Regions from separate parts of the Homo sapiens genome. Here region 2 is linked to region 1. Evidence: chromatin loops called from intact Hi-C (ENCODE). Cell type or tissue: heart right ventricle. All regions are shown on one strand. Links, peaks and the distances in the headings refer to the core of each region. The heading gives the core; the rest is flanking DNA.

Region 1 (12,571 bases), core at 1-8,000:
TGAACTCGGGAGGCAAAGGTTGCAGTGAACGGAGATTGCACCACTGCGCTCCAGCCTGGGCAAAAGAGCGAGACTCTGTGTCAAAAAAAAAAAAAGGAAAAAAGAAAAAAAGAGAGTGACATACATTGCCACAGCTACACTTTTTTAAATTGAATTTTTCTGATTATAAAAGTAAATGTGTGGGTCATGTGGTATTTACATTTCTCAAAACTTGAGGTAAATTTTATCCCAGAAGAAAACAAAACTGCAAACACATACTGAATTCTAGGAACAATATACAGGATGAAGTGTTTAAGGAGAAGCACACTGATGCCTGCAACTTATTTGAAATGTATCAAAATGAATTAATGAATGGAAGGGTAGATAGCTGCATACACATCTTATAACGCAAGTATTTATATTAATGATAGGCACTAGATGGTAGGTATGCAAATATTTACTACAAAACCTTTTCACCTTTTCTTTATGTTTGAAATTTTTCACAATAAAATGTTGCGGGGAAAAGAAATGTAAAATCATCATAGGAAAATATGAAAAACAAGGTACAGTATAAGAAAAATAAAAGCACCATACAGACACAAAACCTATACCTGGGATCATATTGTATATAATGTTTTGTAACTTCCTTTCACCACTTAGCACTATACAATGAGCATTTTCCTTGCTTTCTAAATGTTCTTCCAAATGGAAGAGAAATCAATTATATAGCTGCAACGTAATTTGTAATTTCCAATTCTTCCTTGTTATACATCTGAGAAGAATCCTATAATTATATCCATCTTTCTGCACATCTCTGATTATTAAGTCCCAGAGCAAGATTCCTGGCCCAAAGAAGTAAACATTTTAAGATTCTTGATACATTTTGCTAAACTCTTCTCCAGAAAGGTTTACCAATTTACATTCCTAATAGCAGTGTATCACAGATGTAGCTAACCAGAGCCATGAGTTTACATTTCAAATAAAATGCTTTCATGAATAAAATTTCTCTGTAACCATAATTTCTGTCAAAAAGACAATGTTCTTTTTAAAAAAGTCTAAAGTAAACAATCCTAGTACCCAAATCTTGGTTCCTAAATAATATACTCCAAAATCAGGTATATTGACTCAGGGCTTCTCAAAAACATGGCTGACTCCAGGAATGAGACAGGAACTAGATGAGCCTAGTACATCTTTTTGTGCCTGAAGTAAGAAAATCATAAAAAAATGACAGCGACATACCAAAAGGACACAAGAGCCAGCTGGAAAGAGCTCTTACTTGCTAAATTTGGGATAGTTTAAGCATGAAAATGAATAACACTAATGGATTATAACATTCTGAATTCCAAAAAGTCTTTAAGTATACGATCAAACAATAAATACATGAATGAATGGTTGACTAAAGGAAGAAAGGAAAAAATAAGGGCAAACTCACTTATGCTAGAACTTTTTACTTTCTGCACAGTAAACTGTTATAGTACTATTTGATCCAAACAAGAATCATCAATAGATGCTAAAAACATTAGTAAATGTTTGCTGAGGAAAGATATTTACTTAGCTTCAAAGTATCTACCAATAGCTTAATTATTAATTACAAAGGAAAAATAGGTATTTTCTTGTACTGTGGAGAAATTGGGTAAACCCCTCTTAACTAAGCATTCAAAACTAACATCATCAATAATGAGACTAACCAACATCACAAGACACCCATTAAGACACACCAAGGACACACAACCTATGTAGTTTTCCTGCCAAAACTACATAAACTCTGACTAGGCTGGGGGCTGGGGAGGAAATCACATAAACCCCAAATGAGGGACATTATACAAAACACTTATCCTATACTTTTCCAAAATGTCTACGTCTTAAAAGACAGAGAAAGGCAGAGAAACTGTTCCAGATTAAGCCGGGCTAAACAGACATGTCGATTATATGCAATATACGATCCTGGATTGGATCCTGGGTTGGAAAAATTGCCATCAAAAGCTCGCATTGCAAAAGTTGGCAAAATGTGAATATAGACTGTATAACAAGTAACATTATTGTTATCATTGTTACATTTTTTGAATTTGTTAATTGTACTGTGGTTGTGTTTTGGGAGATGCTGAAGTATTTAGGGATAAAGGTACATGGCATCTGTAATGTACTCTCATCGTTCAGCAAAAATCATACAATATATATGAATACATATAAATCAATAACATATAGAGAAAAAGCAAATGTAAAATGTTACTAAATGGTGAGTGTAGGGGAAGAATAAAACGTACTAGAGTTCATAGTAGTATTCTTTTAATTGTTCTCTAGGTTTAAAAAAATTTTTTTTTATTATACTTTAAGTTTTAGGGTACATGTGCACATTGTGCAGGTTAGTTACATATGTATACACGTGCCATGCTGGTGTGCTGCACCCACTAACTCGTCATCTAGCATTAGGTATATCTCCCAGTGCTATCCCTCCCCCCTCCCCCCACCCCACAACAGTCCCCAGAGTGTGATGTTCCCCTTCCTGTGTCCATGTGATCTCATTGTTCAATTCCCACATATGAGTGAGAATATGTGGTGTTTGGTTTTTTGTTCTTGCGATAGTTTACTGAGAATGATGATTTCCAATTTCATCCTTGTCCCTACAAAGGACATGAACTCATCATTTTTATGGCTGCATAGTATTCCATGGTGTATATGTGCCACATTTTCTTAATCCAGTCTATCATTGTTGGACATTTGGGTTGGTTCCAAGTCTCTGCTATTGTGAATAATGCTGCAATAAACATACGTGTGCATGTGTCTTTATAGCAGCATGATTTATAGTCCTTTGGGTATATAAAAATTTTTTTAAATAAAGTTTTAAAGAACTACAGAGATTTTAAGTAAATACAGTCTTTCTTTTTTGTTTTTAAATAAAGTAGTAGTATACCCACTAAAACAGAGAAAAGTAGTACATACTCACTACACTAGAGGTCTGCAAATAAAGTGAAAGTAAATAGTCTTCCTTTCTCCTCTCACATAAACAAAGTTAGAGTTTGGTATATATTTTCTCTACATTTTGCTAAGTTTATAGAACATATATTTAGTCTAATATTAAGTCATTCTTAAAGAGTCACATGAAATGAGCTGCGAACATTTTATTAAGTGTTCCATTGCTTCTAAAACTCATTGGCAAAAAACAACCAAGTGACATGGAACTGGATCTATAAATTTGGAAAAAATCCAGGGCTTATTACCTTTATCTTATCACTTAGAAAACACCTAGCCAGAAGCCAACACACATTTCATAAAGCATAACAATTATTTACATAAGAAATGTATATTTCCTTGCTAGTAACTGTCAACTCCTCGCCATAACTTTTTATGTCTTAAACTCATGTTATTCCAGTACAAATAGGGGTTCTTTGCCATAATTTACTGTGTCTCTTTATCACTCATAATCACTGACTAAGCCCCAAAGCAAAAGTGGAGGTTTTGTTTTTCCTACCTACAGGTTTATGAGTTATGCTCTTACAGTTTACTGGAATCAACTCAATTTCTGAATTACCTACATTCATGTTAAATACCTGCACGAAAGCAGGATTTGGCAGTTTCCAATTCCTGCTTTCACTCCTGCACTTTCCTATGTCATTTTCCTGGCTCTCCCAAGAATAGAAGAAAAGGTATTATGTAGGTATCCTTGGGGAGGGGGGAGTGGAGTGAACGGGTTACAATTAATATTTTCCTATCAAAATCTGTTTCATGTCTCATAAAATCTTTTTCACATCGAACAATCATATAAGAACATGTTCCTTTTACTAAAGTTGTACAATCTAAAGCTAAAATATTAGCATATATATAAATAACTGACTATAAATGGATGGAGCAGGTTTAGTTTTCTCTTCGTACCTGGTCAATTAGAGGTTTCAGAGTCAAAAACTAAAGAACAGGGGTTCTAGCCTCCTGGATTTCATTTGCCCCTCCTGGGGCAGCTTAATACATTTCGCAAAGCTCTATTTCCCAATCCATAAAATGGGGACAATAATGCTTCCTATAAAGGACTTAAAGAATTGATCAGCTAAAAGGGCTAGGTTCAGTCCAAGGTAAGACATGGATTTATTACTTGGCTACCATTAAAAATTTTTATTGATTGAGAAATGGGGGAAAGGGAAAGTGACTTTCTCATACCCAGTACCTTTCTGTTTTGTGTACGGATGGGCTTTAAAAGCTCTCCTTTCTTAATGTCTTCCAAAAACCTATAGATTCCCCAAGGCAGAGATCTCTCAGTCCTTCTAACCTGGCTTCAACAATTGGAAACACAGCTGGTGATCACACAATTACACAGCACCGCTGGGAGGAAACTCACAAAGTGCTACCATTTGGGTTTCCTTCTCTAATCAATTGCTATGGTTCACTGGCAGCAGTTAATGAAAAAAATGAAATCATTCAGGGAGATTAAAGGATATTTATGGGAAAGTTCACTTTAAAAAGATATTGAACAATAATTTGCCAAAACAGGGCGTAAATAGAAATGACCAAAACCAGCTCCAGAGGGTCGCTGCTGAAGTTATCAATGCTGCTGAGTCCCTGCAGGTCAGCTCTGTAATTACTTTTATTCTCATGGTACCAAACTGAATGTGACAACCATGTTATATCTCATTCCTGAGAAGGATGACAGTTCTAAGAACTCTGAGCTCAACTAGGACCAGCACAAATCCCAGGCTCTGAAAGCCAAGACCCTTTTCTGATTTTACTAGGAGGACAGCTCTCTGTCTGGCACCTATTAATTCTATATAATACAAAGACCATCACTGTTAGCCTTAAGTAGAGGTGAAATCCAAGAAACAGGTACTGCATATTTCAGTTAAAAAAAACAGTGTCTTATCTTTTAAAAGACAACTGCTGATGACCAGAAGTTCAAGCAGAGAAAATGGAAAGGGTATAAAAACTTCACACATTACTCTTTACCGACCCCTCTTGGCTGCCCAGGGAAGAGAAAAGCTTGAACCCTGGGAAGGTCTAAAATCTCACCTCTGCCTCCAGGAGAGCTCAGAGAACATTTGGTCTTTCATGCCCTGGAAAGAAATCCTCTTACTTCAGCTGACCCCTAGTAGAACTCAACCCTAAAGCACACGCTGCAATAATTTCTATTTATGGGGCTCCCAGAATGGAAATTGGGAAACGGCCTCGTGGATCAGTCCCAAAGGCCTTGCTAGGTCTCTTGCAGCCCTGTGACCCTCTAACTCGAGGTTGAAAAAGCTTACATAAATGGTATCGTGACTGTTTCTGTCAGCTGGAAAAGACCTTACCTCTTTCTCTATTTTGAGGAGCTTCTTTACAGCCACCTCCTTGTCCTGTGATATCCATTTGGCTCGATAAACACTCCCAAAACTTCCTCCACCGCAGTTTTCAAAAAACTGCAAGTCATCAAATTTAATTTGCACAAAGGAGGCACCGAGAGACGACATCTCATAATGACAAAGTATTATACTTCCACAAAATCTGCAGAAAGAAAGAAAAAGAAAAGCTGAATTACAAATATATTAGGCTAAATCCTCTGAATCCTACTTTAGATAATATATCATGAACGAGTCCTGTGAAACTTCCAGAAAGTCACGGTGACTTAGGAAGAAGAAAAGCAAGATTATAAACAATTCGAAAACACTCACCCTGGCAGCCCACGCAAAATTCAACAACAACCTGCCCAGACTTTGAAACACAGCTGCCCACAGAGAAATGGCTCAGATATCCCCCAGACAAAACCTGCAGCAGCACTTCCTACTCATCCCAAGGAGCTCTGCCGAAAGGCTACTGTGTCACCAGGTCTCCTCTCAGGAAGCCCTGACAGACGGGAAGCATGCTTTCCACAGCAAGCTTGCATAGCTCCCCTGGCATCTGAGGCATGCCACCTCTCCACGCTGCACTCACTTCACACAAAATATACACAACCTAAGCCACCGAGCATCCTGGTACACAGACAGCCAAACGGCTGCAAACTGAACACACAATAAACGTTGACTCCAAAAACAAACTTTCAGGTTAGGGATGACAGAAAAGCTGGACTGTTTGCCAGAAGTGGCTCTCTGGACTGTATACTGTAACAAAACTTAAAGAGTAGAAAAAATTTGCCCTTGATTACAATATATTAAGTCATCGAAAGAATACTGCCAAGGACGTTAAAAAATATTATGCTTGTTTCCAAAGAAACGTATTACCCCTCCCAGAGATTATTCTAGTGATCTTTCCTACAGTCTAAGGAGTTTTACTATTCTCCAGGTAAGTGGCCATTGTTAACACTGTATGCCAAACCATAGATTAGTGAGACTTACAAACACAAAAACTGGACTAAAATTGGGTTAAAATTTTGAACCTACATAAAATGCTTAAAATTAGTGGATAAAAAAGTTTGTGTACTATTTTATCCCATGTGTACTATTTTATGTGGTTTATACTATTCTTGCAAAAAGTATAAACCAAAACCTTAAGAGGGACAAATCTATATTTCTAGGACATTCTACAAAACATCTGGCCTAGGCTCCTTGTAATTATGAATGTCATGAAAGTTTTTTTTTGTTTGTTTTTTGCAGAAAAACTTCTAGCATAAGGAAAACTTAAACACAATGACTAGGCTGGATGTGGTGGCTCACGCCTGTAATCCCAGTACTTTGGGAGGCCGAGGCAGGTGGATCTCTTGAGGTCAGGAGTTCGAGACCAGCCTGGCCAACATGACAAAACCCTAAGCATACAAAAATTAGCCAGGTGTGGTGGCAGACACCTGTAATTCCAGCTCTTGGGAGGCTGAGACATGAGAATTCCCTGAACCCAGGAGGTGGAGGTTGCAGTGAGCTGAGATAGTGCCACTGCACTCCAGCCTGGGCAACAGAGCGAGACTCCATCTCAAAAAAAAAAAGGGAAACACGATGACTACATATAATTTATGATCACTGGATTCTGGATAAAAAAATCTATAGAAAATATTATTGGGATATTAGAGAAATCTAAATATTAACTATAAATTAGATGATATTATTTTATCCATGGCAAATAATGGTATTTTTGCTTTATAGATGGATGTCCTTGGATGTATTGCTTGGGAAATGCATGTAGCCATTTTAAAGTATGATGTCTATAATTTACTTTAAAATGGTTCAGTCCTCATCCCTGTCCCCCGACACACACATCCAAAAAAGTACATAGGAATAGAGAGAGGGAGAGAGAAAGCAAGTGTGCCAAAACGTTAAGAACTGGCACATCTAGGTGACAGGTATCTGGACATTTTACTACTCTTTCCATTCTTCTGTGAGTTTTTTTTTTTTAAATAAAAAGGTAGAAGGGGTTGGTTTGTATCCATATAAACTGGCAACATTTCTCCATAAAAAGCCTGGGGCTCTGCTGAGTGAAGTGCACAGGCAGCTCAAAGATCTTAGCATGCAGCTGGCTAGCCATCCCATTTCAGGAAAATCAGGTCACTGAAGAATGCTGATTTCTCACATGAAGTCAAACGCTGCTCTACTTTGGGGAGAAGGCGAGAAAGAGGAAGGGTTATTTGTTCATCCTCTAAAGTTTAGAAGATACACTCCACATAAAAATATGAGTGAGGGAAAGATCATAGTATCCAAATATAGTCTATAAACATATGTGAATCAACAGTTTATGTTACCAACTTTTTTGTAATTCCTATTTAGTTAAACATGGAAAAGAACAAAATTTGTATAAAATTCAGGAATGTTGCCAAGGGTAGGTATATAGAGTATGCAAGCTAAAAAGTTTGTTCAACCAAATGTCAAACACCATTTGCAAGGTTCCCTCAGCATTACAGACACTAGGTTTACATTTTTGTTAATTATTTTTATAAAAGCATTAAAATGAAATTGAACTACAAAGCTTATCATAAAAAATAGAAGTTTCCTGTCTCCCCATTCCCCATACCCAATTCCCACTCTCTAGACGCAACTAATTTCAACTCCTTTAGCATTTTCTTCTGGCACTGAACTCTGTATTTCTAAAGAATGTGCTTATATTACTATTTCTTGATTTTCCATTTTAGATATTATCTATTAACTTCTGTGGAAGACAAGAATTTAGTTCTCATATATCACCCTCTACCTCCATGCATGCAAGCATGGCATACTTGCCCAAACCTCCCAGCTTCCAACCGTACTGTAACATTTGGTTAAGTCAATAGTCAGTGTTTACAGTAATCCAACAAAGTAAACATTATTCCCAGCAGTGCCATGTAGGATTCAATAATTACATTTCCTTTCTTGGATAACGTTTGGATTCTCTTAGAGTTATCAGTTGCCCTGTTTTTGCTTTTTTGTTGTTGTTTGCTTAGCTTTTTACACTCCTAACACATTCCCCCCATTAATCTCTCCCACGAGCTGCAAAACTCCTCTCAATAAAATTAAAACAAGTAATTTCTCTTTTTTTTCACTCTTTGGTTCTATTGTTTTTAGAGACACTCCTTCTAGGCCCTTCATCCTGATTCAGTCTGGCTGGAATGGTTGCTCTCTAGGCCTGACTTGGACTGGGACTCCTGTTGGCTACCATCCTAAGAATTTCCTTCACCTTTTTCCTCTGTGAGAACCTTGTCTTTGGATTTCGCATCTTCCCTTTCTTGGTTTACTCCCTTGTTTTGATGACACACATATCTCCCATTAGTTACCTGAATAGAACACACAGAATAGAATTTTTTGAGAATCTGTATATCTTAAAATGTCTTGATTGGTAGCCTGGTTGGGCATACAATTCTAGGTAGGAAATGATTTTCCATATAATTTTGAAAGTATTACTTCATTTTCTCCTAGTTTCTAATGTGGCTACTGAGCAGTCTGATGTTACTGATTATTAACCATTTTTATATTATTTTTTCCTCTCTGAAAGCTTTTAGGATCCTCTATTGATCCCAGGAATCCTGAATTTTAATAGGATATGTTTAGGAATGAGTCTTTTTCATTCATTGGTAGGACACTCAGTGAACTCTTTCTATCTGTAACTCATGTATTCTAATTCCAAGAAAGTTTCTTGTGTTATTCATTTACCACTTATAGCCACTTTGACTTCATGTCATCTCATTTCCCATACACACACGAGGAACTGCCTGCACTTCCCAATATACACTGACCTCTCACATCTCCACATTTCTACACAGGCTAGTGTCTCTGCTTCAAATACTTTTCTCTGCACAGCAAACTCCTATCCCTGACCACCTCTTTGAGTCTCCTGAGCACAGCTGAATTCTCCCTCTCATGTGCCACAGCACCTTTCTTTACCCATTTATCTTTCCCACTTAATTCCCACCAGACTATAAATTCCCTAAAGTCAAAACTCAGTTCTGTTTACATCTGGATCCTCAGCACCTACTACACAGCCAAGTACACAGTTAGGCAGCTTTTCCATTAAAAAAGCATTTGTTGAATAAGTGAGTAAATAGCTTCTGGTTATTCTTCCATTATACCTTTTGTAGCTGGAAAGGTTTCAACCAAGTCATGTAAAACTTAAGGTGTGTAATTTTTACAAGTGCCCCGGAGGGTTCTGAAGCAAATCCTGATTTGGAAACTGCTGCCTAGGCTTCTTCGGAGAGTGTATTTGGGACTTTCAGTACTGGGTCCCTCTGAATCCCAGGGTCAGGGAAGAAGGAGGAGTAGAGAAATCCTTTCCAAAACAAAGGCAGAGGTCTGAAGCAGGATGAGATCAGTATGAATTCATGTAAGCCTTATGCTGCAGAACAAGCCCAGGGAATGTGGATGAACTGAGACAGGATCAGTCACAACTGACACTGACCTAAGGGTGCCAGAAAAAGGCTGACCTTTGAGAAGCACACTTCTCCAGGATTTCACCACTTGACAGGAGGCAACTAGCCAGGTTCTTCACAGAATCACTGCTATTTTGTGATACACCATGCCATTTTGGGAACTGGCTAGTTGTGAATGGAACTATCCAATTACTTGAATGTTTTATTGAAACCATAAAAAATTAAGTTCCATCTGAATACCGAATAAACTAGTAATCTAGGGTATGTGAGTACAGGTTTAACTCCAGTGAGCTTGGCAAAGCATCATGGATGTAGCTGAAAAACTTGGTTGAGATTTCCACTCCCATATACATGAAAGTTAAACCATATATATATTTTTTCCCCTTGAGTTTTCTCTCCTTTAAGAATCATTTTTCTAAGGGGATCAATTTATGACGAGAAGAATGAAAAATCTGAGTGCTAGTTATTTATATTTAAAGCGTGTTGGGGAAGACTGCTACTTGATTAAATTATGTTCTAATTTTTCAAATGTATTCTCCACTTAATGAATATACCAGAATTTAATAAAAAGTCATCTATATAAATTTATTTACATGGTATATCAAATCAAATCCAACGTTTTCATCTCACTGCATTAAAAGAATTGTTTTGGCCAGGCACGGTGGCTCACGCCTATAGTCCCAGCACTTTGGGAAGCCGAGATGGGTGGATCACTTGAGGTCAGGAGTTCGAGACCAGCCTGGTCAACATGGCAAAACCCCATCTCTACTAAAAATGCAAAAATTAGCCAGGCATGGTGGCGTGCATCTGTAATCACAGCTACCTGGGAGGTTGAGGCAGGAGAATTGCTCGAACCGTAGAGGCAGAGGTTACTGTGAGCCAAGATCGCACCACTGCACTCCAGCCTGGACAACAGAGCAAGGCTCTATCTCAAAAAAAAAAAAAAAAAAAAAAAAAAAAATTGCTTTTACACAAAAAAGGCAATTTTGCTCCACGCAACAATGCTCAGTTTTAGTTTTGTAGGATTCTAACTGTTGTTTTATAAACTCTCAAAGCTGTTTTAAATGTTAAGTATCTACCATACAATACTGAAGGGTAAGTTAGAGCAGAAATGTCACAAAAATCAAAGTAAAATAAGGCATCACAACTCTGTAAATGTTGAAAATCAATAATTTGGTGGTTGAATCCAATCATTTCACTACTTGAGTAGAATGTCAAAAAATTTTTAATTTAAAGTTTTCCTTAAATTAAAATTCAAAAACATTTAACTATTAACCAAATTGCTGAAAGCATATATAGCAGCATCACCTAATTATGAAAAGTGGAAACATAAGAAGGTAGGAAATCTTAAAGAATTATTTTACTTTTTAAAGTTTTCAATCTTCTAGTCCAAAAAAATAGACTTAAGTTTCTCTATTCACAGACCTTCTATTTTGCTTCTTGATTTTTCAGATCCATGTTGACCTCAAATAAGTCATTTACCTTTTCACTGTTACTTTTGCCCCAAATTAAAAACAAAAATGACCCCACTACAGTTCTAATGTTAAAAAGCAAGGTTTTAGAATTAGATTGATAGGAGTTTGAACTCTCCCTCCACCTCTCGGTAACTTTAACAAATCACTTTTTCTCAGACTGTGGCATTTCCAGATGCATAAATAAAAAATTTCAAATCTTTTCCATTCAATGTCACAAAACTGATAGCCCCAAAGTTATCAAGTTTGCATAGTATTTGACTTCATTGATACATCTCACTTCCAAATAAGAGATATTTCAACAGGGAAGTAGCATGATTCAGGGTAAAGACCCCTACTAGAGAGATCTATGAGCAGATCTGTTATTAGCTACTTGGGCAAGGCACTGTGTCTCTCTGACCTCACTGTTCTCACTGGCAATAATACCAGTGCTGTGAAAGTGCATACGTGAGCACAGTGCCTAGTATATGGTATACATGCAATTAATGGAAATTATGGTTTTCTCATTATTTTAATAACCCTTGATATCATATTTAGCCATCTATTCCTTCAGTTTTTATGGTCAGGTATGCTCTCAATAGCTTTCCTCTCCCCATTTTCAGAATTGTTTTATATTATATCTCTTAGTTTTGTAGAGCAATTATTAACAAATAAAGGTGCTATTGATCCCTGAATCCTTTCCCTCTCTTTGCCTATTTTCTAATTCTTTCTCATTCCTCTGTTTAACTGCCGTTTTTGGTTTTTGTCATTTCTGAAAGATCTTATTAGTAAGTAATTATAATTTCTTTTAAGCTTTTTTCATAATGTATTTAAATTGCTAAAACACAATACTTTTCTTTTTTTTTTTTTGCACTTTTTGGACATTAGCATTGCTAAGATCTATTTATTCAATGATAGCACTCACTTTGGTAGGGTGCTGGAGCATCCCCTCCTTCCCCAGTGACCACGGTCTTCTTTCAGACATTATCTGCTGCACAGTCAATTGCACGTCTAACCCAAGAAAACTTAACCTGATTATCCAATACCTGCAAGTGATGATTTTTTAAAAAAAATTAAATCTACTTTGGCCGGGCACAGTGGCTCACACCTGCAATCCCAGCATTTTGGGAAGCAGAGGTTGGAGGATCACTTGAGCTCAGCTGGGGCAACATAGGGAGATCTCATTTCTAAAAGTAAAAATAAAAACCTACTTTATGAAAGGATTAACTTTACTAGAAAAAAGGTCTTTGAACTTTCTCTGGATGTTTCTATCTTGTGGTTTTATATGGGCCTATATTTCTGAATTTAGAGCCTTCCTCTTTTCCTGTCCCTAATTCATACTTTCCTTTCCCCCTTCTTCAAAAAGTAAGGTTGCCAGTTTACTTTTTATACAATATAGGAAGAAAAACTTACACGTTTTATCATG
Region 2 (17,142 bases), core at 5,394-13,393, 96 kb before region 1:
GACCTCCCTTGTTAGCATCTCCCAGAGAACCTGGAACAAAAAGAAAATGGAATTTTTATTTTTGTACTTTATATTTTTTGGTACATATTACTGAGACCTTATCTAACATGTAATTGTATCTAATTACCAGACACAACCAACCCCAACTGTAGAAACTTGGGCAAAACAATTAAGCACACAACTTCTTCTATATATTAAATACTTTTTACGTTCTTTTTTATAAAGAAAAAACCTGGTTTAGAAATTAGGACATCTAGAGCCAGACTTAAAATTTTATGAAACCAATGGGCCTGACTGATTTAATGTCATCTCATAAATTATCAGAATTTTTATGTTCTCACAAATTAGATTGTATATTTTGTTAGTTAAAACTCGTTCTACCTTCAATTTCTGATACATTTGTCTAGGAAATAATAACTGGGAATTCAACAATATTTTAAAAGGTTCAATAATGGTCTCATCAAAAATAACTGAGCCCCAAATCCAAATCACTGGCTAACCTACCTACCCCACAATGGTAGATACTTGCAAAATTGTAATATTTAGATTTTACAAGTTACATTTTAGATTTTGGAGAAATCTCCCGCAAAATGAGTCGGTCTAAGGGATCTATTTTCATCTACCTACAATATAATCTATTATACCATACTCTAAGATGTAATAAACACTTTCTATACATATAAGCTGACTATGTGAAAGTGAGCTTATGTGTGTGTTCATCTTTGTGCAGTTCTTGAGATCAGTATGATTATTAAATCTGAGTGGAATGCCCAAAGAAAGCAAATTGATGCTAGGAATACTGCTGATTTTGGGTTCTCTTGAAACACTGAGTAATGGAGATTTGTATACTATGTTACTTTTCCCTGTTTATACAAATGGAGTTCAAAAATGTGAGTCTACCAATACTCTGTAAAGTGCAAAAACAATTCTAGTTTTATCAGTAATAGTCCTAATAATAAAAACCACCACCGCTTATTGAGTACTTATTATATTCCAGATGCCCTTTTCATATATTACCATGATTAATAGCAATCCTACTGGATACATCTTACCCTTATTTTATAGGTGAGGTAACTATTTAAAAAGTTAAAAAAAAAAAACTTGCCCAAAGACAGTCAGTTATCCAGTGACAGAGCCAGACTATGAACCTGCTGGCTCACCCCAAAGGTCAGGCTCTTGACTCCTTTTAATGTGAGTGAAGGGAAAGTGACAGTACTTGAGAGAATGCGACAGGCCCTGTCTTAGGTATGGCGCCCTGGGAGAAGCAGGAAGAGAACCAGTGGCTTCGACTCAGATTTCCCTTGTTTTAAAAACAAAAGCTCATTTCTAATAGGAACGTAGATGGAGCACACATACTCTCTAGTCAAGCAAATCATAGAAACCTTTCACTCCATATCCACTATTTCCTCAGCCAGTGCTCAGTCTCATTTCAACCATAACACAGTAAATGAATTCTGGCTAATACGAAGATAATTAGCAGGAAAATCAGGGAAATTGGCAGATGCTGCTCAAGCAGGAGAAAAAAAATTCACTGAAGCCTCTTTGGGCTTTTAATCAAGTGTGTAAGGTACTCCTTTAGAGGAGCTACTGAATAATTCTATTTGAGTCACACAAGTGATTAGGAAAAGGTAAGGGGCATCCCACAAGGGGACAATTCTAGTGAACACCACACGTAAAGGAAGGGTGACAGAACAGGTATGCAATCACCCTGACCTACACAGGGAGGGAGGCTGGGCAGCAAGAGGGCTGAGCAGGAAATGGAGCCCCTCATTTGGCTGCAATTACCACTCCACAGGGGGCTAGGGCTGGGGAGGGGAAAAGATACGAAGGGCAAGTAAATTAATGGATGTGGCATTCCTAAGGAGAATGGGAACAGGGAGTTAGCCTCCAATAAATCAAACGCTCCAGACCCCCAAACGCACAGATGAGCAGTGCCTCTTCTGAGTTTGGCCTGCAGGTATGATAAACACGCCGTGTACATGTGTGCACACATGCACAGACTGAATTTTGTGAAGTAAATTGCAAATCCAAGAGTTTGGGGGGACAACACCAGAAAAACATTTACGTCATTCTTGATTCCAAAATATTCTGCTGGAAAATGTCCAAAATCTAATAAAATTTAAGTTATATTTCTCTGAGAGCTCTAACCGTGAAAAATAAAGAAAAAAATAAGCCAATTCCATTTGACTCCCTCTGTGTCTCTGAAGAGCTACTACAGCTGAGGGAGTTACTTGATGGATGTAAAAGTGTCTGAGGTGGGGTCATTAGCTGCTATGTCCTGAAGCCCAAATGAGGTCTTTAGTTTAATTCCAGTATCAGCACATCTCATGATTTCCTTTTATTAATTCCCTGGATTTGGGGATGTATCAAAAAGCAGGTGGTATAAGATAGGACATCAGCTTTTTTTTTCCACACTAAACAAAAATAACATTTGGCATACAAAAGTAACTTTACTGAGGAAGTCACTTGGAGGTCTAAAAATATATTAAATGATGCCTAAAAATACCAGTTATGAGGATTCAGGCCAAATATTATTGTGATCTTTCACCTTAAAAATATTTTCCGACTCATTTTATATTGAGACGTCCTCACATTTAAACTGTGCTCACAAGGAAAATTTATGTTTTCAGTTTACAGAATAGAAACTTGGAAAAGACTACGTACTTTTTCTGCCCTTTCTTTTCCAAACAATAGAAAGCCATTACCTGAGCCCAGCTTGTTCTGGAACAGTGCTCACAGACAAGCCAGGCAGCCATGCTGTCTCTTAAGCCACTATGTTTTCAAGGCTGGTTTTGGCTGAGAAGCTTCTAAGAAGGTAATCCTTTCTGCATTGTCATTAGAATAGCTTTTTTTTTTTTTTTTTTTTTAAAGAGAGGCTAGGCCTTGTGTTCTCAGAAGGCTTATTCTTTCAGTGATTTTTGCTTTTCTTTTTTTGTGGATAACATACTAAACACTCTTCCAGGTTCAGTCCTCCAAGAGTTCTCATAAGAGGGTAGAAAAATCTCATTTCTCATAAAATGGAGGGAAACAATTGCCTCCCTAGCAAAGTTTACCAGCTTAAGAGCAAGGATCATAAAATCCACTTCTGGCATTCACAGCACATTTATTTTAAGGCAGTACAAGGTTAGTGAGTCTTGCCATTTGTTAAGAAGCAACAAAGGTTTATCAACCTGGGGAGGGCTGGTGGTTTTGGGAGTAGTAGGGGCTAAATTCTTACAGCAGTCTAAAAAATTAGAAAAACAAAAAGCAAAAATATATTGCAGTTTTTTGGGTGGATTTTAAAAAAAAAACCTTTTTTTTAATGGTCTTATTCATCTGTATGTGACTGCTGTGTGTAGAGGGGGTTTCAATGAACAGAACAGACTCCCAATGAACAATGGGATATTTAATGCAAATAAATGCTCCTACTGACAAAGGAGTCTTGGCTACTCACCTATTTTTGAAAAGACATAAAAAATTCAAAATAACCACATTTTGAATTAAAATAGGTATCATTTTCCAAGTTTATGGACCACAAACTTCTAAAACTAACATGGTCCCAACCTTAACAACTATCCTCACCTGCTCTTTTCTATAACATCTACTTTGAACACATAATGCTTTCTTCATTAAAAAAATACCTGTGGTTGTTTAAATAAAAAGTCGCTGGAAAGCATACCTCGTATTTTTTCTCTCATTAATGGTGTTTATTTAGAACAAACAGAATGAGAAGAGGTCAGAATTAAATATTAGGTTGGTGCAAAAGTAATTGCAGTTTTTGCCATTACTTTTAAATGGCAAAACTTCAATTACTTTTGCATCAACCTATACAGTCCTGAGTTCTTGTTTATAATTAAATTAGCATCTGTACACTTTTCTGAATGGAATTCTGCTGACACAACATTCTGTGAGGCAAACCAGCATTCCAAGCAAACCTCTGTCTTCAAGACTCACACAGCAGAAGCTGTTTTAAAATAGACTCACTCACTGAAATGGCATTTCTGTTTCCACCAGGTAAGGGAAGGCTCTAGCATGAATGCAGAATTGATATTCCACATCACATGATGGGGTGGACAGGTTCTGCAGAGCAACATCCAGTGTGTAAATACAGAGCAACACTGGAAATGCTCAGTGGCTGGTGGTCGAGTTTGTTTCAGTAAGTGAAATTACTCCATAGGATGGTTTGTTAAGCATTTGTTAAATCCCTCCAAAACCAAACCAAACTAAGCAAAGGTAGGGTCAGCACACAAGTAGAGAGAAAAGCTAATCCACAAAGAGACGTGTTCAAGCCCTTCTACTGAAATGTGGTGCATAGTTTCTTAAGTGAAAAGATTTTTAATAAAAAACACTGAAAATGTGCAGCTCCAGAAAGGTTGACTCAAACTATGTTTAAGAAATGGGGTCAATGTGGAATGTATGAAGAGATTTTAAAATGATACAGGAAAAAAATCCTAAGCTCTCCAAACAGAAGTCACTCTTAACATCTTTTATAGTTTATGTGTGAAAAGGAATTTGTGCTTGGCTACTGGTACTAAGATTGTACTTCATCTCAGGAAAAGCAGAGGGGGGCATTTCACACCAAAGCCCTGGCAACTGTAAGGCTTTGAAAGAAGGCAGCATAAAGTTTGTTTTCATATATGAAATAATGTTGAGGCTAAAAGTTCAATGTATGTATAGTTGTGTCTTAAGGTCAAAAATTTTTGAGATAAGGAAATTCAAACACTTGGGGAGAATTTTAAAAGTAAAAGCACTGTATGTGTGTGGACTCATAAGTGCAAAAATGAACCTCAAAAGTCTTCTAGTTCATATAAATGTGACAAACAATTTAAAAGCTGTAACAGTCTACAATAACTATAACCAACATACATATATACCTAACACCAACAAACATGTTTATATACATTTATATACACATGCACATTAAAGGAGTGGGAGCAGTGGGCTCCTGGTGAGCCACTCTGAACGGTCAAGCCACGTTCCTAAACCACGCTGCTCATCTTCCCAAGCCCTCTTGTTCCAGGGAGGTGCCCGCAACGATGGCCTGCTGCAGAATACAGAGTGGCTTTTTCATGTTTGATGGGTTGTAAGAAACAAAAAGCCAACTATGGCATCTATGAAGACTATGCAACAGAGACTGTAAGTGGCCCTCAAAGCCAAAAATATATATTATCTGGTCCTTTCTAGAAAAAGTTTGCTTGTTCCTATTTCAACAGGACAAAACGAGAGGCCGTTCCCAACAAGCAGGCTAAGAAAAATTTAAATTACTCTCAGGTGGTGTGTGCCTCAGTAAATAAACGTTTGGTTATAAATGAAGGAATGCACTTTCACAAGAGAAAACAATCTTACAAAGAGTCTTAAATTGCTACAAATACCCCATTTTCAGAATATCCCACAGATGAATGTATGATGGTTAGAATGTAGTAACATTTGACATAGGAGACCAGTTTTATAAGCTAGTCTCCTCTGAAACTTATGAGAAATATTTGATCACTGTAATAGCTTATAGTCTTCATTCTTAAGAAACCAGAATCAAGGGATATCAGGTATTGATTTTTTTTCTTTTTTTGGATATCAGGTATTAAGCCTGATGTTACTCTTGCCTTCTGACCTTTAAAATTCTAGCCTTCGGTCAAAAACATATTTCATTCTTGAAATGATTTTTTCAATAGCTAACAAAATTAATCTTTATTAATTTGGTATACATAGGATGTGTTATGATTTACAAAAAGCTAGTCACTGAAACAAGTCCAAAACCTGTGAAGCCAGCATTAAATACCTAGAGACCGAATAAAGAAAACAAAACAAAACAAAACAGGTCTGACAACGTGAATCTCCTCTTGTGTCATTGGCTACCACCTGCAGTAAGAAAACACAGAAGTTCAGGACGAAGAGACAGGCTGATTTGGACCTAAAACAGGCTGCTTCTTTACCCATTACTATGAAAATGCCCTTTTAGGAAGTAATAGTATAAACAGCAGGGCAGTATAATAGTATAAATAGCAGGGCAGTATGAGATGTAAAGACAGGGAATTCCAAAACTATTTTGGACTTTTTAAAGAATACGTAACATTTTAGGGAAAAGTTTATCCTCAACAAAAGGCAACAAATGAATTCCTTCCTCCAGCAAAGAACTCTCCCACTCCACTTCCTTCTCTCTGATAATGCAGGTATAACCTATTCCTCAGGAAATGGCCCATCTCCAAATTCCTCCTCCAGGAGCTTCTGCTCCTTAACGGATTCATTCCTGTGGTCTCTTCCTTGAGCACTCCACCCCCTCATTAGTCTATTCTCTATGTGGCTCTGCTGTGATTCTTATGTAATGCCTTAGAGTCACGCTTCAGATAGTCACTGCTACTCTAAGACTGGCAGCAGACATGGACAAGGTCATCTGGTAAGTGCTAAGTACATTTTCTTTTGGACTTTTAGAAACCGATGAATCAGTTTAATAGTTGAGACTCAAAAGTTTCCTGGTAATTAACTCGCTTGGCAGATCTATTGGTGATTTTATACTGTTTAAGCAATCCATTACAATGAAGTCCTGTTCCAAATGATCCACATTTCCATTGAAATTACAGAGAGAGTCCACAGTCACATTACCACCCTGCAAAAAATCATTCTCACAGGCAAAGCGGAGCCCAACACTATCTCGGATTCCATTTAATTTGTTTCTTGGAAGTGGTGTTGGTTTCTTCTCAACACAGGACAAAATAACTCCGATGATTAAAAATGATTAAACATTTTGGCAACTAGGAAGCGTTCTCCAATGGTGCTGCTTTAGGCATTCCACCAGCAGTACAGTCTCAAATAAAAATAAAACCATGTTAAACTGTATCTCTCTTCTTTTGAGTGTTTGCTTTTTGTATTTCCCTTAGTAAACAAGAAATGAGAAATGAACTCACCACACCATAGGAATATGTGTCACAAGTTTCTGACACAGGGAGACTCTGGATAACTTCTGGAGCCATCCATGGGAAAGTTCCAACCAAGGACATGTGTGTTGTATGGTTATGGAACCGAGAGGCACCAAAGTCACAGATCTGAGAAAACAGGAATCAGTGTCAACTTTCTACTTATTGGCTAATTAAGGGATTATCAGTTACAAAAATCTACATCTGAAATTAACAATTTTTTTAAGTAAAAGAAATAGTCCTACCTTCAATACTCCATCAGCAGCTATAACAACTAAAAAAAGAAAAAAGGATAAATTATGACAATCATCTAATTTGTTTGAGCTGTCTTCTACTGAAAAAAACCATAAACTTCTATTTCTGTCTTCAATATGGGATTATGAAAGGTGAAATCAATGTATTTACAGCATTGAGGATTTTGCAAAAGGGGGCTGACATTAAAACAAAAACTTAATTCCATTAGGTACTGATTAAAAAGGCTTCTGAGACACTTGTTTTATCCAAATGCAGTACTGTCCAGTAAGAAAGGCACAAATTAGTAGTAGTTAGGAGAACCAAATTTTTACCTGGGTTCTGCCCATGTACTGCCAATGTGATACTGAGGTAGTCATTAGCTTTACTACTTCATATTATATATATGGTTTCCTCCCAACTGAGTGATTTTTGTTAAAGGTGGAGAGAATATTCATTCATTCACTTGTTCATACATTCATTCATTTAATAAATATTTGCTGAGGCTACTGTGGGTAACGCCATGTATAATGCTGTGGAACAGGACTGTAAGCAAGTCTGCCACTGTCTTTGCTCTCAGGGGGTTTATATTCTTATCAGAGAGACAATTAAATAAACATCTACAACAAACTGGGATAGATTCCATGATGAGAGAAACAATACTATAGAGCCAAAGAACAATGATATCTGTGTCGAGGGCGGTCAGATGAAGTTTCCTGTAAGAAATGATGCTTATGCTAAAACCTGAAAAACACAGGAGTTAACCAGGAAGAGGAGAGCTGAGGGAGGAAAGTAGTTTCCTAGGCAGAAGAGAGAGCCTATGCAAAAACTCAGGAGCAGACAAAAAATGTATGGCAATTTTGGAAGGTAGGTGCCAGGTCAAGAAGAGAAAGAGAAAGCCAATGAACAATTTTATGTGGAGGGATGAAATGAGCAAAGGTGCAGAGGGGAGACTATGTCAGAGAAGAATAGACCTGGAGGCAAGGGCATCACTTGGCACTCAAGGTTTTGTGGTCCAGGAGACAGATGAGGACATCTGTACTAAGGCAGTGGCAAAGGACAGGAGAAAAGTTGACCGAGTCAAAAAATATTTAGGATGTAGGATCACCTAGGCTTAATGAATGGCTGGATATTGGGGGAGAAGGAAGCGAACTCAAGGATAAAATCAGATAAAGAAGCAATACAGATTAATGGTTAGAATAGGAGCTCTGGCTTTAAACTGTAACTACTATTTATCTCATTTCTGGCTTGGGCAAACAGTATTGCCACTCAGTAAAAGAAATGCAGGGATGATTTTTCGGGGTTAGGGAGAAAATGAAAAGATTAATTTGGACATAATATATTTTAGTGTCTTAAAAAATATCTATGTGGATGTGTCTAATCAGCAGATAGAAAAATAGTTTTGAAGTTGAGATCTGTTTTTGAGTGTTAATATGTAAATAGGGCTTTTATGGGAGTGCAAGACTCAGAGCATAAGAGGAGATGAGTCCAAGGATAAAGTTCTGAAGAACTGTTTCAGATGTTTCTTTTGTAAACCGTGCAGTGCCTTGAACATGATAGATGATCAATACTTACTAGTTACTGATGATTTTACCAAGGAGGGAAAATGATCTTTGTATGATCTAATATTTGAAAATAGCCTCAGGGTAAACCTGGTACTATAAGTAATAAGCTACAAACTTTTACAAATAGAAATGTAAATATTATTAATTTTATATTCAGCTTTCTCATTATAAGATTAACAAGTGCTCACTAGAAAAACTGCCATTATAAAAATACATAACATAGAAAGTGAAACTCTGGTTACCTTTCCAAGGGAAAAAGAATTGCTATAAGTTAGGTCTATATTCTTTCAATATCAGTGTATGTGTGTTCCTATTTAGTAACTATAATACATATAACTGTAACTTTTTAAAATGGGGACACTCTCCATTGTTATATAGTCTTCATAATGATAGCAGGGAAAAATCCATAATTTAGTTAATCATTCCTCTTTTGTAGAAGATTTAAGATATACTGAAGTCAAATAACATAGTTAAATTGAAATTCTGAGCATGAACTGAAAATTTACAAATTCATAAAACTCTGATCTTTTCTACTACAGCCTAGATTATTTCCTAATGACTTCCTGTTAGCTGACCATATATCAAAAGTGCTTAGTTCCAGGAAGCTTAAGTCTAAGAAGAACCAAAGAATACATGATAACCTAGAAGAGGAAAGGACAATCAGACAGGGTTAAATTGGTGGTCCAACCTGGACTACTGATAAGTGGCAGGTGCTGATAACTTCCCTCCCCGCCCCCATCCCTTCACCCCCTGCTAAACACACACACACTCACACACACAAACCTCACAGTCCTGAGGCACGTGCAAGGGTACCTGATCGATTCATTCCCTGGTTCTCTTCCACTACTTGTCATCACCACCCATTCTAAGGATCACACTATTAGCATATACTCGTTTTAATTAAAGATCTCCTAAAAATAGATAGTTCGCTTCCTCCTTACTGAGAAGGAGCATTTAGAAAGCATGTAAATAATTAATTGATTGGAGGGTATTCAGAAAAGTGGCAAACTCTGATGTTTACTTTAGCTAGTGCTATAATGCTACTGCCTTTCTCAGATAACTCTGAAGTGATGTAACAGAAGAAGCATTCTGTTACCACTCCTACTTGAAGGTAATGTCTAATCCTGCAAGTTATTTTAAAATGCTCACCCTCCAAATTATAAGATACAGGGCCATAAATAAGCTTTAGAAAGTACAGAAGAAGAGAAAGAAGAAAAAGAGAGCCTTTACTTTCCAAACTTCCAATCATGTGGCTCATTTCTGGGCACTACTCCAGGTAATACAGGCATGACTGGCATCAACAATTCACACCACGCAATTCAGATGCAACAAGAACAAAATTCAAAATTGATAGTGCACAAAGCCACCTAAAAATAGAAGACTAAAAATATATGACTGCATACTTTGACACAGCAGTATCTCTTTTAGAAAATGATTCTAGGGAAATAATTAGGGATGTCTTGAAAAATTTGGCTGAAATATTAAGCCCAACATTTCTTATCAGAGAAAAAATGTAAACAATTCAAATGTCCACATTCTGGGCTATATTTATACAGTGAAATACTATGCAGCTTCTTTAAATAATATTGAGATTTTTGTTATTTATTGACAGTAGAAAGGCTTCCATGGTATCAGCAGTGAGTCCAATAGTAGGTTACAAAAGATATGTAAAAGAATGATGCTCATTTCTACATGCAAGTGTATGTAATTTGTAATAAAATAGGTAAAATAAAAACATAACTACATTACCGTTTCTTGACTTGAGGTCTCTGTGAATCACCTTGACAGGAGCCTCCATATGTAAATAATGCATTCCTTTTCACACAAGAAGAAATAAAGGCCTATTAATATTTTTCAACATTACATCAGTATTACCTTTCATAGTTTTTCAAAGAACTCAAGAGCAGAAACTAATTCACATGTCTTATTCTTCCATGACTGATAAAATGAAAACAGAATATGTCTACATTAGTAACATGTATATGTGAAGTCAAATTTATAAGCTTTAATCTCTTAGAGGTTGGAATTTGACTGTGGGTAAATCTAGCTTCTTACAATACCTAATAAGGACACCTTAATTTTCTGCAGTCTGCATGAAAATAGCACAGTAACCACTGAAAGGAGGGCTCCACGACTAAGGTATTCCGCTACCAACTACCTTCTAAATCTGCCAAAGTTCTGAGTAAAATTTGTGGTTTTCATCTGGTTGTCTGCAGGTACCCAACTGCAGATTCTGATGTCCAGTTACCGAAGTTCTGGATGTCTATGGTTACCTGGCTGCAGCTTGGCTTTTTCTCAGTACCCATTCCAACAAGACCTGGGAGTGGATGTGGGGTAGTGGTGGGGAGAACTGGGAGGACTGATTAGTTACGGTTGGTAAATAATTTTATGATCTTCAGATAAAAAAGTATACAGTAGTTACAAAGTATTTCATTCCTTTTACAAGGATAAATCTTTGAGATAATCTGTATTTCAACATACTCCAAAATTCTTTCCATCATATTTATAGAGCTTTATTATTTTGAATATAAAATTATACTTTAAAGACACATTTTATGGTTACCACCTTAGTAGTTTTTGACTCTTTCTGTATTTACGTATTGTCTACCCCTTTAGAATAAAAAAAGGATGATTTTCTACTAAAATATATCCTCTTTATTTCTCAAGTTGTTTTTTCTAACTAATGGCAGAAATAGCCTCCCCCTCACCTCCAAATCAAATAGGCTTCTTTTTAAAATGAACAATGCATTGAAAATAATTTAATAAGAGGCTTAGGCTTTTTAAAGCATATAGAGAGGTTAATTTTTAAATCTTTATTCTTCTATTTTAATTATGATATATTGAAGAATCATGAAAGGACAAAGAAAATTTAAACTCTTGCCTTTTAATGATATCACTGAATGATATCACTGAAGAGTCAAGTTAACACAAGTATTAGTAATTATGTGATCTTAAATAAGATGTAACTGGGATAAAGGAAATTTCTCTTCTGATAAGAAGTTCTACATCCCTCAAACTGCAAAAATTCAATAGTTACAACTTGGGTAGCATTTAATAATCTATATGACTGGATTTCATAGTTACCTCTCTCTTGCTTTAGAATCAAATTCCTGAATAATTTTTCAGGTAGAATCTGTATAATTACTATTACTGGTAGAGATAGTTTCTACACTTGCTGACAAGTAAGGATTTCAAAAAACAAGACTCAAATACAAAAGCTTTAAATATAGGCACTTTCCTTCCTCATGGAAGATTATAAGAAAAAAGTACCATAAAGTATTAGTGTACGATGCATAGTATACATTTAAATAATATTTCATATAAACAATAGTCATCACACACACATAAAATTCTATTTAATGTTTTTGTAGATCCATCTATAATTCTGCCTTATATTTATTGCAAACAATTAAGAAGGCTGAAAAATACTTTCATCAGGTGTACATTCAGGGTTTCCTTAAAAAAAGAATTGGCAGGTGTAACTGAGGAGACTTTTGGGGAGAACTGGAATGAGTGGTGACCATTTTGAAACTGGATTGGAGTTTATCTGCTTTAATTGTTCCTTTTAAGCATTGCTGATTAGCTTGCAGCAATTTCAGATATACTTGCTGGTCCACCCTCCATTATCCTCACATCTAGAAAGAAGAGAATCTTTTTTGTGAGAAGATATTGTCTCAACAGCAATGATGCTGAGCAATGCCTATTTTAAAATGCATGAATCAACCTTTGCTTAAAATATTCATTCTCTGATTTCTCAACATATCATTGCTCCAGTGGATTCAATCATAGGTTAAACTGAAAGGTACATAGCTGAATTTGAAACAGAATCAACAAAAATCAAGGCTTCCTACTTAATCTCTTAAATTCTTAAGTTCTACACCCAGCTTATCAGAGAAAGCTGAAGTCATTCCTAAAGCCTTGATTTTTTTTTTTTAATGGGCCATCTTAAAGGATTTTTAAATGTTAAGTATTACTTGCGTCCATAAACATACAAGCCTCTTCTCTGCCTCACTCTTCTCACCTGAGGTCAAACACATTAGCCAGACAGGCAAAAGGGATTTTATTAATCTGCAGTTTTGGACACCATCAGTGGGTCCAATCCCATTCTCTCCTTCCCTTTTTTTATTTTTTTGAGACAGAGTCTCACTCGGTCGCCCAGGCTGGAGTGCAATGGCCCAATCTTGGCTCACCGCAACCTCCGCCTCCCAGGTTCAAGTGATTCTCCTGCCTTAGCCTCCTGAGTAGCTGGGATTACAGGCATGCGCCACCACGCCTGGCTAAATTTGTATTTTTAGTAGAAACAGGGTTTCTCCATGTTGGTCAGGCTGGTTTTGAACTCCTGGCCTCAGGTGATCCACCTTCCTCGGCTTCCCAAAGTGCTAGGATTATAGGCGTGAGCCACCGTGCCTGGCCTCTCCTTCCTTATTTTTAACTCTGGTACCAGTTTGCTACCTAATTTTTTTTTTTTTTCTAGACTGAGTCTCACTCTGGCTGGAGTGCAGTGGCTTGATGTTGGCTCACTGCAAACCTCTGGGGTTTGAGCGATTCTCTTGCCTCAGCCTCCCAAGGAGCTGGGACTATAGGCGAGTAGTGCACCACCACGCCCAGCTAATTTTTTGTATTTTTAGTAGAGACAGGGTTTCGCCTTGTTGGCCAGGCTGATCTCAAATTCCTGGCCTCAAGTGATCCACCCGCCTGGGACTCCCAAAGTGCTGGGATTATAGGCATGAGCCACTGCACCAGGCCCAGTTTGCTACCTAATTCGATTCCTTCTCTTCCTTGCCCTTCTGATGCAGAGCACTAGCACTCTTGAGAAAACACCAAGAATGACTCAGCTGATGTGGAGCCAAGAGACTTATCCCTCAGTCGGGATGATGTGGCATGTGGTTAAGGGGGTGCAGGGAGAAGAGTTTCCCAGGCTGGGAATCAGGGATGCTTAAGTAGAGCACAGCAGGAAGCAGAGTGACTGATGTTAGCTGTTTTGTTTGCTGTCTATCTATTCTAAGTGCCAATAAAGTAATAACATGGGTGTAACTGGCTGAGCACCCTAAATGCAAACGTGTGTAAGGTGATGTGCTGTAAGTTAAGTACTACCTATATATGCATTTACATTATTTAAGGGTATTTCCACAATGCTCAGGCAGCCTCCAATAAAGGCACATCACCTTGCTTACAGAGAGCTGGTCCTTGTGTTCTACTGACATACAGAGAAGTCACTATGATATTACATGAAAATATCTTTAAGAATATGAAAGTTTAAGCATGATTTGAGATGCCCGATGCATCAATACACAATTAAGCAAATTAACATAAAGTCTCAGGTACACCACCCTAAACACAGAGCTTATTATTTTTATAATGTAATGAGGCATCATTCAGCAGCAGCATCTAGCATGAAACTCAAAAAAAATTTTTTTTCACTTTCCCTATTTGAAGAATTTGGTAGGTGTTGATGAAACTTAAAATAGACAATTCCCCAAAGGAAAGACTGCTACTTTTGGAAGTCACACAGTGAAATCAACGTATGAGTTGCTCCCCTTACTGAGTGCTAAATCACATTATATTTGCTTTGTAAAGAGATGCTTGTAGAGAATGGAGTAGTAAAATGTAGAGGAGTTAATTGCCCCAGGAAAATTCAGACACACTTTGTAGGGGTTGCTAGAATACAAATATAACTATCGGTGTTCATTATTTAGATGAAGTTGTTTCCAAAGCAACTCTGACAGTTATAAATAAAGCCCAGAAATGTTCAGTTAGGAAAATGGAAAAAAAAAAGATAAAAATAAATGAAGTTTGAATTGCTTTAGAAAGCATTCATCTATGCAAGAATGTATGAGAAAAAAGACTGGGCACTTTGTTTAGGGGTTTGGTGTATTAAAAATATTTAATTCCAACAGCGATGCCTAAGTAAGTTTACATTAAATGTAAAATAAAATCTGAATTGCTTTTACATGGCAGGACAAATAAAAATTTTTTTTGCAAGTGGTTTCTATTTTTAGCATATTATGTATACAAAATGAGTAGAACTAATCCTACAATAAATCATGTTTTCTGGATACTGAGTCTAAGTAGAGACTTTCAGAACAACAGAACTATGATTTTTCCATTTAATGTGTCAAGCAAGCTAGTCAATTATAATATCACAAAACATGACAAACATGTCTGCCCTGAAGCTACAACTAGATTTCGTGGATAGAAATAAAGTAGAGTCTTAAGAGGAAGATAAAAGGAATTCAGGAGTGGAAAGGCAATGACCTAAAATATTATCTGTACCATCAGCTGTGGAATTCTTACTACTTTTGGTCTGGAAAAAGAACATCTAAAGACAGAATAAAACATTTTCTGATGTTAAGTCCCCATTTCAGGAGGGGAAAATGCACCCCACTAATTCTATAAGAATATACCAAATATTATTACCTTTGGCTACATCAGTGGCCCAGGTCATAATGTGATCCATATCCATCTCCTCACTTCTGTTACTGTTAATGTAATCATAGAGTGATCCCAGAGAAGCATATTCTATTTTAAAAGGAAAGATAAGCATATAATTAAAATCAAGATACATTTCAGAAATAAGACTTTATATTTTCATTGAGAAAATACATTAAAGAATTTAACAAAAGACATCAAAAATATATAAAAAATTGTTCCATGGTGTGGTTTCTAAAAGTTAATGTCATCCAGAAAAATATCTGTCAAACAAAAGACAGTAACTTACAATGAATAGTAAACTTCAGTTGAGAATCAAAAGCCATTTAGCTGGAACTGAGAAACCCAAAGAGGTGTTGGAAGAATAAATTTGAAACAAAGGTATGTATATAAATAGGTATTTCTTTAAAAGTTGTTATTCTTATGAGATAGATATTAAATGCATAAATCAGACAGCTTAATGACAGTGTAAACAAATCAATTGTTGTCACATAAGGACTTAGAAGAGCTCTCAAAATTTAAGCACAGAAGGTCAAAAAAGTGAGAAAAATCCTTTAAAAATGAAGTATAAATTACATACCACAAACTCACCTGCAATAAGTATATTATTGGATGATTTTTAGTAAGTTCATAAAGTTGGGCAACCACCACCACAATCCAGTCTTAGAACCTTTCCATCACTACAAATAGTTCTCTTGTGCCAGTTTGCAGTTAATCATCACTCTCACACCAGCCCTACAATCTGCTTTTTCTCTCTACCAGTGTGCCTTTTCTGGATAGTTCATATAAACAGAATCATACAAATTGTTCCTTGTGTCTGACATCATTCCCTTAGCATAATGTCTTTATTTCTTTGTTTCTTTCTGGAGTCAGGGTCTCGTTCTTTTGCCCAGGTTGGAGTGCAGTGGTGTGATCACAGCTTACTGCAGCCTTGATCTCGGCTCACTGTGGCCTCCACCTCCCAGGCTCAAGCAATCCTCCCACCTCAGCCTCCCAAGTAGCTGGGACTACAGGCACATACCACCATGCTGAGGCTGATTTTTTTTTTTTTTTTTTTGGTAGAGATGAGGTCTTGCTGTGTTGCTTAGGGTAATCTCAAACTCCTGAGCTCAAGCAATCCCACCTGTCTCAGCCTCCCAAAGTGCTGGGATTACAGGCTTGAGCCACTGCGCCTGGCCGCATAATGTTTTCAAAGTTCACTCAAGTGGTAAGCATATAAGAAGACTTCAATTCTGTTTTATTGCCGAATACTATTCTGTTGTATGGATATACTACATTTGGTTTATTCAGTCCCCAGTTGATAGATATTTGGATTGTTCCCAGTTTTTGGCTATTACGAATAATGCTCCTATGAACATTTGTGTACATGTCTATGTGTGTAAATATGTTAATTTTTCTTGGGTAGATTTCAGGGACTGATATTGCAGGTCCATATGGTAAGTTTATGTCTAACTTTTAAAGAAACTATCAATCTGTTTTCCAAAGAGGCTCTACCATTTTATATTCCTGCCAGCAACGTATGAGGGTTTCAGTTTCTCCACATCCTCACCAACATTTGATATTGTCTTTTTTTTTTTCTGAGAAAGGGGTCTTGCTATGGTGCCTTGGCTAGTCTCAAACTTCAAACTCCTGTTGTCAAACAGTCCTTCCCTGCCATCCTCTGCCTCACAAGTAGCTGGGATTACAGGTGCATGTGACTGTGCCCAGCAGTATTGTCTGTTTTTTTGATTATGGCCATTGTAGCGGGTATAACACTAGTGGTATCTCACAGTGCTTTTAATTTGCATTTCCCTAGTGACTAACAAAGTTGGGCATCTTTTTATGTGCCTATTAGCCCCTTTTATATATTCTTAAGCAAAATATCTATTCAAATCTTTTGTCCACTTTTACACTGGGTTGTTTTATTGAGTTCTAATAATTTTTTTTAGTTCTAGATACAAGTCCTTTGTCATATATATGATTTGCAAATATTTTTTCCCAGTTTGTCATTTGTCTTTTCATTCTCTTAAGATCATGTTTCAAAGAGCAGA

What was found. A loop is a pair of places that touch in the nucleus more often than their neighbours do. Peaks named below come from ENCODE experiments on the same cell type or tissue, not always from the same donor. Only the 100,000 strongest peaks of a DNase experiment are listed, where the experiment ranks them.
Region 2: a loop joins it to region 1, with 6 times the contacts of the local background. A loop is called at or near these places in 9 of 110 quality-filtered maps.

Annotation. Positions count from the first base shown.
Region 1 is chr2:173,083,869-173,096,439 of GRCh38, reverse strand. MAP3K20 (mitogen-activated protein kinase kinase kinase 20) reads right to left here. Exons shown (of 20, transcript NM_016653.3): 2 at 5,250-5,442. The coding sequence starts at 5,408. Among named protein-coding and RNA genes, the nearest start is that of MAP3K20, 14 kb to the right of the region's middle. In heart right ventricle, for the core only: a CTCF peak has its summit at 4,936 (motif pointing left); DNase peaks (open chromatin) are centred at 5,090 and 5,795; H3K4me3 peaks cover 3,258 bases; H3K27ac peaks cover 6,475 bases.
Region 2 is chr2:173,180,914-173,198,055 of GRCh38, reverse strand. It overlaps MAP3K20 (mitogen-activated protein kinase kinase kinase 20), which reads right to left. Exons shown (of 20, transcript NM_016653.3): 4 at 15,101-15,202; 5 at 10,433-10,498; 6 at 7,133-7,161; 7 at 6,879-7,016; 8 at 1-30. MAP3K20-AS1 (MAP3K20 antisense RNA 1) reads left to right here. Exons shown (of 8, transcript NR_033882.1): 8 at 1-344. Among named protein-coding and RNA genes, the nearest start is that of MAP3K20-AS1, 93 kb to the left of the region's middle. RefSeq lists an enhancer at 5,920-6,501. In heart right ventricle, for the core only: no CTCF peak of the experiment used is centred there; no DNase peak of the experiment used is centred there; H3K27ac peaks cover 7,850 bases.